Regions from separate parts of the Mus musculus genome. Here region 1 is linked to region 2. A link is a contact called in ENCODE Hi-C or POLR2A ChIA-PET data. All regions are on one chromosome and are shown on one strand. The core of a region is the stretch at or near the end of the contact, and the rest is flanking DNA. Distances in the headings are between cores, read along the strand shown.

Region 1 (3,890 bases), core at 323-2,822, 120 kb after region 2:
TCATTAACTGTCCCAGAAAGGGCTGTTCTCCCCTCTCCTTCTGCCCCAATGGTGATCCACTCTCCTAATTCTCATGTGCCCTGGCCTCCCAGTGGCCTTGCAAGTACATAGAAGACAAAGTATTCACGGTCCACCTTCTCCAGGGACCTGCAAGCCCTGCTCTAGGAACCTGCAGGCTGGTGCTGTGGAGCTGTCTGTTCTAAGGCCTTACTGCCCTTACAGAATGTCCAAGATCCTATCCAACTCCTGGCCTCTGGTCTCCTACTCTAGCCAACTCTTGTTTCCCTGGCTCTTGAAGACTTTACCCTGAGCTCTGGAGTCAATTCTGATGAGGTAACAATGAAGCCAGCAAATCTCCTGCTATGGCCAGGGGCCCACAGCTAGAGGGTGTATGTGACCTCCACAGCCCCTTCAGTGACTGTTTCTCAGTTTCTACCTGGCAAAGTGCCTAGACTCCACCACTTGCATGATCAGGCTCTTGAGCTGGGATCTAGTTGTGATCAGCTCCTCCCTCCGGACATAGACCCTGGCCTCCAGCCTTGGCAGGGAAGTGACTGCCTGATGTAGGTCCTACCTGGATAGGGGAGGAACTGTGTTCTGCAATGTGTAAAGCACTCACTTTCATGCTCTCCCAGCTGGGGGCCTTTAATCCTTTTTGCTCATGGACAGCCTGTATTTATGCCTAATGGAGGGACCACAGATAATAGGAGTGGCATCAGAAAGGGGTGGTAGGTGGACCTGAACTCCCAGGGAGCTGATAGGTCTTACCCTGGGATGAGGGTGCCTGTAGCTGCACATTCACTTCCTCCTTATCTTCTTTTCCTCTTCCTTCTTCCTCCTTCTCCTCTTCCTTCTCCTCCCCCTCCTCTTTCTCTTCCTCCTCTGCCTCTCCCTCCCCTCCACTTGCTCCTCCTCCCCCTCCTCCTCCTCTTCCTCCCTTTGTTTTTCCTCTTGAGAGCTGGTCTGATGTAGCCCATGCTGGTGGTGACTTGCTATGTCACCAAGGATAACCTGCACTGTCCTCTACCTCCCAGGGGCTGAGATTCCTAGTGGGCCACCATACTTGATTTTTGAGATGCTGAGTACCAAATTCAAGGCTCTGTACGTGCTAGGTGAGTGTTCTACCAGCTGAGCTACACCCCCAAGTTTGAGACACCCACCTTTTGACAGGAGGGCTTCTGGCTCAGCTGTCCCTTCAGCTAGGGGACACACTGCACCTGTGAGTCCTATGCTGGACTTCCTCATCATACCTTTCTTTCTTGCAGGAGGGTGGGGAGCGTTGGACCTCACTGACCATCAGACAGAAGCCCATAATGGGACTTTTTTCATTTCTTGGATGCTTCAACAAGCCTTCCAGGGCAGTGATTCCCCCCTTCTTGATCACAGCAGGTACTCTAAAATCACACAGGCACCACGGAACCTAACCCTGGGAGAGTTCAGAATCATGAAGGATGGGCTTCATCCAACCCCAGCCATTGTTAACACAATTCCAGCTTCCAGGCCACATGTAAGAGTGCCCTCAGCCTGGCAAGCAGGAAGCAGCTTAGGGTTTCCAGAAAACCCTGACCAGGCTGCCCTGCCCCCTTCAGTGCAGAGCCAGCCTATGTTGAGTGAAACACAGATAAGGTTGGCAAGGACACAAGCCTCAGCCCCCGGGCTGCCTCAAGTGGCACTGTGGACCAATACCTGTCAGGCTATGGGTTCCTGGGCTGCCTTATGCGAGCACCTGTGGTATATAGAGTCATTGCAGACGTGCCCACTACTGGGAGCTGCAGAGGGGGATTTGGGAAGTATTGGGGGGAGTGAGTGGGTGACCTTGGAAGCTAGAGATCAAGTGTTGAGATGGAGGCTACAAGGGCACTTCTCTTCAGGCATCTTTGGTCTCTGTCACAGATAGTGTTAGGGACCCAGCGGGGTCCCAGAAACATAAGTCTTTTCAGAGCAGGGCAACAGCAGCCCAGAGTTACAGGAGGCTACCAGGCCATCTGGGGCACAGCCATGACTATGGAGGCCAGGCCCAGCCAGGAGCAGGTATTCAAGGATATCCTGGACCTCGAGTCAACTGGGAGAAATGGGTAAAGGGAGCCTGAGAGCTGACAGTGGTGAAGGGGCTTTGAACTAGTCATAGGAGTAATGGGGAGGAACAGTGTGTACTTACATGGGGTCTCGGTAAGGTGTCTCAGTGGAGTTTGGAGACAATGTGTTGGCCCTGTTAGTAGCATGGTAAACAGTCACGCTCAGAGGCCACAGCAATAGCTACTAGAGAACAGTGCTATCCTCGGGAGCTTAAGGAGCATCCCAGGCAGTGGGAGGGGAAGATGGGTGTGGCATAGGCAGGCAGCAGGCGAGAGGGAAGGGCTGGGCACAGAAGGGCTGGCTGTAGACATTGGCAATAGTCAGTTGTAGCTTGAGGAGGGCTGAGTCAAGGAGAGACTCTATGGGAACGGGTAGAATTCTGGGGTCTTGGGGAAACAGGGGCTTTAGCCTCTCCTGCCCAGTGTCAGTGAGCAAGGCTGACAGTGGCCTTAGAAATGAAATGCTAGCCTGGGAACATAGCTCAGTGGCACAGCGCCTGTTCAGTATCATAAGGTCATGGATTCAGTTCTCAGCACCAAGGAAGAAAAGAAATGTGATGTCCAGGGGCAGCAAAGTGGCTCAGCTGGTAAAAGCACTCGTGTGATCCTGACAGCTGAGTCCGAACCCTGGTATGCATGGTGGAAGGAGGGCACAGGCTCCCAAAAGATGTATTCTGACCTCCCCATGAACACTGTGGCTTGCCTGCCTTCCCACTGAATCTTAATAAATAAAAATGTAACTATAAAACAAGGAAAAAGAAAATAAATGTAATGTCCATGTTCCTGTGTCCTAAATGCACCCCTGGATCCTGGTGCATGCTCTCCTCTTTTGTTGGTTTCTTGGCCTGTTTCCAGCTTGAGGTAACCTTAAGTGAGCTGTTGGGAACATGTAGGAAGAGTCTCAGGTGCTTACCCTTTGCCATGATTGAGTTTGCCGCGGTCACATAGCTGGCATCTTTGGACTGTGTGCCACTGGGGGCATGAGAGACTCCTAGGCCCTTCACCTCTTCCTAGGTCAGTGATGCCATGTGGCAGTGCACAGTGCCTACTATGTGCAGTGCTGTGGAATGACAGTCTAAAGTGCCCACTATGTGCAGTGCTACAGAATGACAGTCCACAGTGGCTACTGTGTGCAGTGCTATGTAAGGGCAGCTCTCAGAGGGCTTCCTGTAGCTACTGGTTTTTTTTTTTTTTCTCAATTATTTTCTGAATCTATTTCTTCAGTGAAGTGCTTCAAATCCCTAGTCTATCTTTCAATTGGATTATTTAATTGTGGTTCACTTAGAAGTCCTTCGGGTGTATGCACATGTGCTTGTGTGTCTGTGCACATGCATGTGTGTGTGTGCTCATTGAACTCAAGCCTCATGCATGCAAGGCAGTCATTGTACTTCCTGAGTTCTGCCCAGTCTTCCAGTCCTCTGTTAGCTGCAAGCCCATGGAGCTTGAGCCTCTTTTTTTATGATACATCTTTTACAGGGCAGATGCTCTCCAGTCTGCCAGAGTCTGCCTTACCACTGTTTCTTTAACACCATGCTTCTAATATTGGGGCTAAGAACTCCCCAGAGACCACACATCTTTGGCTGTCATGTCATTATTAAGTAGCCTTCTTTGTTCATGGTAATATTATTGCTCAAAGACCTGTTTTATCTGATGTTAATATTGGCATGCCTTTTATAGAAGAATGAGGGTCACTCTAACTTTTCTGTTAGAGCAGTGGATTTGAGGCAGGGTCTCAAGTAGCCCAAATAGGGCAGGATATCCTAGGCTGAGTCTGGGATAACCTTGGACTCTGACCTTCCCAGCAGCATGGCAGAG
Region 2 (3,542 bases), core at 358-2,857:
ACACATTTTGGAGTGAACTGTTCATATGAGGAGGTGGGTGAGTGTATGGTTGGAAATGAAGGTGACGTAAGAAGCAGGATGATCACAACCCCAGGTGACATTTATTGACCATATGTTGCATGCCAAACCTGGTGAATTATCCACAAGTTCTCTCCACAGACCAGGACTCAGGCAGGCATAAATGTTATTCCCATTTACAGATAAGGAAACCAACACAGGGGGCAGCCCACCAAGCCATGGGGCACGTGGCTACCATCCCATCCCAACTATACAATGCAATGCAAACAGGACTGTGATAAGATGGCTCAAGTTATAGTTCTGTCACCAGCACACTGTCTCTGGGCCTCCCTGGGCTCCAGTCTAGAGATCTGTGGAAAGTTCTTTGGAAATTTTCCATCACAGAGTGTTCAAGATTTGAGGCTGCGCTGAGGGTAAGGCCTCATGTACCTAGCAAACTTGAAGGAACCCATACAACTTGCTGTATACCCTCCTACCTGAGGCTGGGCCCTCCACATAGAGCTCATTCTCTATGCCCGACAGCCACTCTGGCCTTGCTAACTCGTTTGCACACTCATGTCATCGTTCGTTCATTTGTGGCTCCACAAGCTATGCACACTAACTCACATATCTGAAATCTCTGACTTCGTTATCTTACATCCTGGTTCATGTTTATACTCCTTTATACACCACTCACCCATGTTTCTTCATATCCAGCTACACTGGCACATACATAAACTTAACACATTCACTACTGTGCTGTTCACACGTGCTTCCTGCGGCTTCTTTTGCCCCACCCCCAAACTCTTTTTTGGAGACAGGGTCTTGCTATGTGGCCCTGGCTGACCTGAAACTCACTCTATAGACCAGGGTGGCCTCGGACTCACAGAGATCCATCTGCCAGCCTTTGCCTCCCGGGTGCTAGGATTAAAGCCATCGCTACGGGCTCTCTTGATTTTATGCAACGGCCTGTGCTCGCTCATATTCTCAGATTACTGTTGGCTCGAAAGCTTCCTCACAGTCACACACTTGGCGCTCACACTTCTACTAAAGAACAATGTCACACTCTCTCCCATACCTGCTCTCACCCTAACACTCTCTCACCCTTGCTCATACTCATCCCCACTCGCTTTCTCACCCCTAATAAAGTCCATGTTCTCACATCTCCCCTCACCCATTCGGGCCCTCACACCCGCTCGCTCTCTCACATACGCCCTTACTCTCAGGCTGACACACCTGCTTTCTGACACCTACTCACCCTCACATCTGTTTCTTCCACCAGCTCACCCTCACATCTGCTTATTCCGCACGAGCTCCCACTCACCCTCACATCTGTTTCTTCTCACACTGACACGATCGCTCTCCCCCTCAAACCCTCTCATCCTCACTCACTTCCTCGCCCTCACATTCATAGCTCCCATATTGCTCTCATCCGTGCCCTCTCCTTCCCGCTCACACTCTGCCCGTTCTGTCCGGGGAGAGCCTCGCTGCCCGACGTTCCCGCATTGTGACGCGGAAGATGAAGCAGTCCCATTGCCGCCACAGCCGGGCTCACCTTCATGTCAGGAGACCGGCCAGACCCATCAAGCACGGCCGGAAGACGATTTAATCAACCGGAAGTCCCGCCCACTGGCCTCCACAAGCTCCCGCTGCGCCACGCCAGCTTCCTAGATGCCTTGCGCACGGCACGCTGGGATGGGGCGGGACCGAGATGGCTGGAGGGCGGAGTTAGAGGTGGAGCCTCGTAGCGACCGGCGAGCTGGAGAAGGGCTGAGAGTGGATCGGGACCGTCAGTTGGATGAAGACAGAGCTGAGTGTGCGGAACGTGTACTTCGTAGCCGTAGGTGCTGTTTCCGCTCCTGCAGCCAGTCCCTCTATTGATCAAGGGCCTGTCGTACAGCAGAATAGTGGGGTCAGATCCCGAAATCCTCCCAGAGAAGTTGGTGGTGATGTTGAACATCCCCTCTCCGGGATTGATGGCTGGCTGCCTCAGCACTGTGCTGAAGTCTACATTACGTCCACTTATGTGACCACCAAGGCCTTTAGGGTCTTGGGAACCCATCCCTGTCAAGTATGGGGGACGTGGGTCACTATGCGCATAGTCAGTTCCGTAGTCTCCCAGATGTGTCAGGACAGACTGTGCGCCAAGTCTTTGAACCTCCACATTATCCCAGTTGCCACATTTCTGTCACTATCTATAGGTTTGCAGTGCCCACTACACTGTCTCCAGTAGAGACACTGCTCCAGGCAATATAACATCCTTCTCCAGATGGCCTAGCACAGCGAACATTCTATCTGCCTAAATCCCAGAGCTGTCTTGGTCCTCGTTTTTGGTCTTGCAAATTGTAGGAGCTAGAACCCACAGAGGCAGACACCACGCTCCCCACCCCCATCTCAGCTTTAGCAAGAGGAGCCCAGACACTTCTTCGAGTGGGTTGAAAGCACACGTGACCAGCATTTTTATTTTTCATCAAGCTGACTAGTCCCCACCCCCATCCCTTGCTGTTCCCAGCAGTTTCCTGCAGAAACCACATTTGGCCTGTCCACACCCAGTTAAACCCTCTGGCCCACTCCACTATGGTCTGTTCCAGGATTTGCAGTGCGGCTGTTTCCCCATTCCTGCTGCTGCAGAGGTTTCTCACTGAGCTGAGCTTCGTGTTCTTCCTTCCGAATCACGTTTCCTCCTTTCTCTTCCCCATATTTTCTGCCAGCTGTCCCCCAAGCCTTTCTACAGGGGCGGGGCTGGGTGTGTATGCTAAGGCATGCTGTGCATCACCATCTGCTTTCCTGGCATCCAGCTCAGCACCCTACTAGGAACAAATGCCCAGAACAGTGATTCCAAGTGGGCAGAACTCTGGAGAGGTGGATGTCCTGAGAATTGTTCAGTCCAAGCAATACTAAAGAGACCATCATTCTTTTAAACCAGCGAAGGCATTTGGATCTGACTGATGTAAGAGGTCTTTGAGCTAAAGACTTGGCAAAGTCCACTAAGGATTCCACTCCCAGTCTGTGTTGCAGACTCTTAAGAACAGAAAGGAGAGAAAAACAGAACTCAAGACCAGCCCCTTTCAGGGTTCCATTAGACAGATGCTCAGGAGCCTGTTGAGCTGTACCCACAAAGTCTGCCCTGCCCTCACCTGCACAGCCTGACAAAGGGTGCCCCAGATCTCTGGTATGTGTGTGTAGGTGAACACTGGCTTCTCTCCCCTCCACGGTATTAGGAGTGAACTCAGGACTAAACACCTACTTGGCCAACACTCTACCAATGAACTATGTTTCCAGCCCCAAACTGATTTCAAGTGTTTAGCCACCTTTTAGTCACACAGAAAATACAGAAAGATGGATAGAAAAGACCAAGAGAATCAGAACTAAAGCATTAACACTCCGTATTAGTGAATCCATTCCAATTTTAATGTTTCTGCAGTATTTGAGGTAACTTTAGATTTTCTGCATTTATTTATTTTTGTTTGAAAAAGATGTTTTAAATTTTTATTTATTTACTTATCTATTATATGGTGTGCGTGTGTGTGTGTGTGTGTGTGTGT

Evidence for each region. A loop is a pair of places that touch in the nucleus more often than their neighbours do. ChIA-PET counts read pairs that join two places held with the same protein, here RNA polymerase II (POLR2A).
Region 1: a map of gastrocnemius shows a loop between it and region 2 (2.3-fold over the local background). The contact joins the enhancer-like site here to the promoter of Chid1 in region 2. A Hi-C loop is called at or near these places in 2 of 37 maps with a recorded cell type or tissue (gastrocnemius and heart). POLR2A ChIA-PET finds 5 or more read pairs at or near these places in 1 of 5 experiments (Patski).

What each region holds. Positions count from the first base shown.
Region 1 is chr7:141,660,064-141,663,953 of GRCm38, forward strand. No RefSeq gene overlaps it. Among named protein-coding and RNA genes, the nearest start is that of Muc6, 6.6 kb to the left of the region's middle. Within about 2 kb of position 1,573, at least 1 of the 3 ENCODE cell types and tissues checked has a DNase peak (open chromatin) inside an H3K27ac peak, as active enhancers do; it is heart, where a contact is called at or near this core.
Region 2 is chr7:141,538,221-141,541,762 of GRCm38, forward strand. It overlaps Chid1 (chitinase domain containing 1), which reads right to left and starts at 1,608. Exons shown (of 13, transcript NM_001142681.2): 1 at 1,553-1,608.